2 separate regions of the Homo sapiens genome follow, and region 2 is linked to region 1. A link is a loop called in an ENCODE intact Hi-C map of the cell type or tissue named here. Cell type or tissue: heart right ventricle. All regions are shown on one strand.

The links. Hi-C counts contacts between places; a loop is a spot of excess contacts. Peaks named below come from ENCODE experiments on the same cell type or tissue, not always from the same donor. Only the 100,000 strongest peaks of a DNase experiment are listed, where the experiment ranks them.
Region 2: it touches region 1 in a loop (25-fold over the local background); 1 of 110 quality-filtered maps calls a loop at or near these places.

What each region holds. Positions count from the first base shown.
Region 1 is chr18:55,438,972-55,441,471 of GRCh38, reverse strand. All of the region lies in intron 5 of TCF4 (transcription factor 4), which reads left to right. Among named protein-coding and RNA genes, the nearest start is that of TCF4-AS1, 12 kb to the left of the region's middle. RefSeq lists an enhancer at 1,847-2,500. In heart right ventricle, no CTCF peak of the experiment used is centred here; no DNase peak of the experiment used is centred here.
Region 2 is chr18:55,383,388-55,385,887 of GRCh38, reverse strand. All of the region lies in intron 6 of TCF4 (transcription factor 4), which reads left to right. Among named protein-coding and RNA genes, the nearest start is that of TCF4-AS1, 68 kb to the left of the region's middle. In heart right ventricle, a CTCF peak has its summit at 1,162 (motif pointing left); no DNase peak of the experiment used is centred here; H3K27ac peaks cover 1,290 bases.

The sequences.
Region 1 (2,500 bases):
AATCATGGGAAATAATAGGGTGGATAGAATGTGATTTATCTGCGTATGTTAAAGAAAGAAAAATAGTGATCGTGAATGTACTGAATATAGCTTAAACTATTTATCATTATGTACAAATGGAAACTTACATAAAACCCCTGTTGATTAAGTTTTATCTGAAACAAAGGATATGATTGGAAGTGGAGAATGGGAGAGTATTTTAAGAGCATGTGATAATCCAGCTAGAAGCTTCAGCAAGTCTGTGGTCAAACAAGAGAAGAGAAAGAAAGAGCAAGGAAGCTTGATTTGGTTATGCAAATTTGGAGCACACATATGAGTTGGGACCTAATGGATTGTTGCACTGGATTTGGTCATCAAATGATGCTTTTCATAGCAAATATTATCTGAGCCATTAATTCAAACACTGAGAAATGCAGGCCATGTGTAGGCAGAACCACAGCCTTTTTATCCCTCAAAACAAAATGTAAAAGTTGGCCTTGATGGTTAGACCTTATAAAGAAGAATAAGGGGGGAAGGGGGAAAGGAGCAAGTAGTGAAGGAAAAAGCACCCAGAATGGAAACAGGCATGCGTATTCAGACATAAATCCAATAAACAGACACCCCAAAGTTATGCTGTGTAAGAATAGACACACAGTAAGAAATTTCCAGCTATCAGGCTAACAGGATGGAAAACTGGAGAGCACAGAGCAATTACTTACGAAGAAAGAGGCACAGTTGACATCAAGTGTTATAGAGGAGACTGGCATGATTACAGGAAGATGTTGAGAATATCAGAAAACATCCCCAAATTAAGAGTGCCAAAAAGAAGAAAGATTACCGATGAGATCATGATAAATAATAATGAGCTGTTTCTCAAAGTACCTGAAGAAGGGGCCTGAAAAGTGGTTTGTCAAGCCTGGAAGACAGAGAAAGGGTAATGTATTGACGGACGATGGAGACACTGCTAAAAAATAAATGAAATTTTCACCCCAGTGTTCACAAAGGAGGAGGTGGTTGGGGACAGATGTCAGACACAGACACAAATTTCCCAGGGGAGAATGAAGAAATACAAAAGAAATCAGGATCCTGCTAAAACAGGTGATCAAGGGGTGAGAAGAAGAAAATGAATAAAACCCCAAAAACCCCAAAGCTTAGCGGTAGTCACCTAAAAATCTTCAAGAAGTGAGAACAAAGAAGCTAACAAGAAGAGGAAAAACATACCCGCATCACTTAGAAAGGCTGGAAATATTTTCATGTGTGTGTGTTTTTATCTAGTTAATTTGTTAGACTAGCCCTTTTGAAACTTGTCCTTAAAGGAAGTAAGATAGAATACTTAAAGAAAAATGATTGTGGCTGGGCGTGGTGGCTCACCACCCAGAGTGGAAACAGGCATGCGTATTCAGACATAAATCCAATAAACAGACACCCCAAAGTTATGCTGTGTAAGAATAGACACACAGTAAGAAATTTCCAGCTATCAGGCTAACAGGCCTGTAATCTCAGCTCTTTGGGAGGCCGAGGAGGGCAGATCATTTGAAGCCAGGAGTTCGAGACCAACCTGGCCAACATGGTGAAACCCCGTGTCTACTAAAAATACAAAAAATTAGCCAGGCGTGGTGGCACGTGCCTGTAGTCCCAGCTAGTCGGGAGGCTGAGGCAGGAGAACTGATTGAACCCAGGAGGCGGCGGTTGCAGTGAGCTGAGATCATGCCGTTATACTCTTGCCTCGGTGACAGAGTGAGACTCCGTCTCAAAAAAGAAAAAAGAAAAATGATCGTTTAAGTGGCCTTGAATAACCAAGACATCTTTCCTGCTAAGTTCTTTTCGAGTTACCCATTATGCCCAGCGTTGAATGTTTACTGTGCTTATTAAGGATGATTTTTGTGTCCTAGGTGATCACTGAGTCCTTGATTGGGCCAGTATTTACTGGATGGATGCTTCTTAGTGCCAGGGAGTGCGCTAGATCCTGGACTACTGGGATGGAAAAGCTAGATACTTTCTGAGGGTTTTTGAAGTCACTTCTTCCTCACTCATATAAGCAACCCCACCTCTTTCCAGGCATTGATTTCAGTGTGTTCATCATCCCTGGTCTTGCTTTTAACCAGCTACTTGATGGGCAAAGGTCTGGAGAGGGGCAGCCTCCTTTGTTGCTGGCTCAGTGTGCTGTGCTGTCCTCAGCGTGGTGCCTGCTTTTTGCCCTTATCCTCAGATGTGGATCCCTCTCTTCCCAAGCTCTCCTCCATCCCCTGTGCTGCAAACAAAACTCCTTGTTTGTTGCTCCCCACCAGTGGCCACGAAGGAATTTGCAAACCCCTCAACCTCCTACTGTTTTGGAATTCATGAAGTTTTTGCCCTGAGCAAGAGGCTATACTTTCAAAAGTACTTTTTCCTTTCTTCATTTTCCCACCCCCTGCCTTTCAACCACTGCCCCGCCCTGGTGCACACACCTCCATCCCAGGCTGATAACTCCCATCTCTATTTGAACCACCCACTCCCTTCTCTTGGCCTCTGTCAATTTTAG
Region 2 (2,500 bases), 56 kb after region 1:
GGCCTGATTGCCTTGAAACTGGGAGCCTCTAGGGCCCTGAGAACTTGAGCAGGGCTGGACAAGCCTTGGAGCAGAACTTTGCTGTGAATTCTTTCATTGACTCGCAAAAGATGAAGGACTCTAATCCCTGATATCTACCTTTCCACTTGACCTTTTTAGTCTTCAGTGGTCTTTTAGAAGTAATTTTACCTGGCCGCGGTGGCTCATGCCTATAATCCTAGAACTTTGGGAGGCCTAGGCGGGCAGATCACCTGAGGCCAGGAGTTCGAGACCGGCCTGGCCAGCATAGTGAAACCCCATCTCTACTAAAAATACAAAATTAGCAGGGTGTGGTGGCTCACGCCTATAATCCTAGTTACTCGGGATGCTGAGGCAGGAGAATCACTTGAACCTGGGAGGCAGAGGCTGAAGTGAGCCAAGATCGTGCATTGCACTCCAGCCTGGGTGACAAGAGAGAAACCATCTAACAAAAAAAGTTATTTTATGAAAAACATTTGGAGGTTTTCTTTTGGGTATGGCAGGCAGATTGGCCTCTTATTTGGCATAGGTGAAGAAGAAGAGTTGAATAAAAGTAGTTGGGGCATAGAATGGCCATGCAAGTTCCCAACTAAATCAGGGTCAAGTTTAAATGTATTTGTATTTTGTTCAAATTCATCTTTATCTAAAACAGGCTGATGCTGTTTTGTCTCTGTGCTGCAGGTGGATAGCCACAAATTTGACTCTATAGTTACCAGTTATCCCCCTGCCACCCCTTGTTTTTCTTCCTGATTTCTCTACTTCCAATCAGCTGCTCTTTTAGAAACCAATAGAGAAGTGAGACGGGGTGGGGGCAGAGGAAGAGAGAAAGGGGGTAAGGGGGAGGGAGAAAGAGGAAAGAGAGGTTGTTTTTTGTCATTAGTGAGTAAAAATCTGTCGGGCTCGGGTAGTTTCTTAGTGAATTCAGCATTTAGTGATTAGATTAGAGGGGTATATTTGAGCTGAAGATTTTGGGAACTCACCTTTCTGCTCTACAGAATCCCTAGGTTTCTCCTTTAGCTCTACTTTCTGATTCATTCCATCCCCATCCACTGACCCCACCGCCAATATTGAGGTACTTGTGAAAGCTCAGAATCTCCAGTGTCCTCAAGGAGCTAGCCCCAAAGTGCCCCCTGGTGGCTAGAGGAGAAAAAGACAAGATGGAGGATGGGAAAAAGGTCAGGTGGATGGATAACTTTGGCTCTTCTTTTGGCTCTTCTTTTCTGATAGTATTTTTGTTAACAGCATCTAATGGGTTGTCTTCTTTCAGTATCAATGTGAACCAGCTCTGAATAGGTTAGTGTATCAATGTATTTCCCTTTTTGGGTGATTTTGCTGCAGGGATTTCTTTCCCTATGCCAGTTTTTGTTGGTCTGATTTTTGTTTCTAGGCATATTGCATTGACCTGAGCCTTCTCACAGTACTGATGACACTGGGGGTAGGGAGAACAGGAGCAGTTGAAGACGACACATGCTGTCACCTCATGTGCTGGTGTGAGTGGCGCAGGGAAGGGCTGTGATTTTTTATAGGCACACTGATTAGCCAAGCACTTGTCACCTCCACTGCCGCTCATTGGCCTACTGAGTGTGAGCGTGCCATCTAATTGACAGCTGTCTGTTGTCAGAGGGCCATCTTTTCTCCTTTTCAGTTTGAGTGAACACAACAGAGACATCTGCAGAGCTCTCTGCAGCTCTGACAAGGTTGCCCTGCCTGCCAACCCTCAGACTTCTAGGCAGCATAATTGAAGAGATCAGAAAAGAATATTAACCCGTTGACCATCTTGGGCTGAGGTGTAATGACCAAAAAGTCACTTTTTAAGGTGACTGTGAGTCTTTCTTAGTAGAGGAAGACATGAGATTCTCTGTCAGAAGAGTCAGGCCAGTAGGAAGTGCTATTTCTTGGTAGTGATTGTTCGTGGGGTTTCAGTTCATCTGAGCACTTGGAAGAGGATGAGAAGTTCATTTTCAAGGTAGACCCAGTGTTTCATGGTGGGGTTACACTGAAGCCTGAATGCTGGGTCACATCATTCATGTCTGATTTGGCTTGTGTAATGACAGTAGTGCTTTGGATGTGTGTAGTTTGGATGAGGGTTACTCTTTTTCTTTTACCGCCAGGCCTGACACTGCCCTTTTAGCGTAAGATTCCAGAATCTCTTATGCAGTAGCATGGAATGTATGGCCAACCCCGTAGTAACGTGGACTGCCTCTTTGGGACATTTCCTGTAAGCCAGAGATATCAAGGTGGACTTTGTGATGGGTAGATTGTTTATTATACAGATATCAGCTTGGGAATTTGAATGTTTAATTATTTGCCTTGTCGTAGTGTCTTCAAATGAAGCTCTATTTGAGCATCTACTGGGATTGGTACAATATGCAGACAAGCTGGCTTTGTGTGGGTCGAGTCACCTGTGCTTGCAGGATGGGGGTGCTTGCTATATTTGGAAGTGATTTAGTGGTATCCTAGGTTTATCAGGAGGAAAATACAT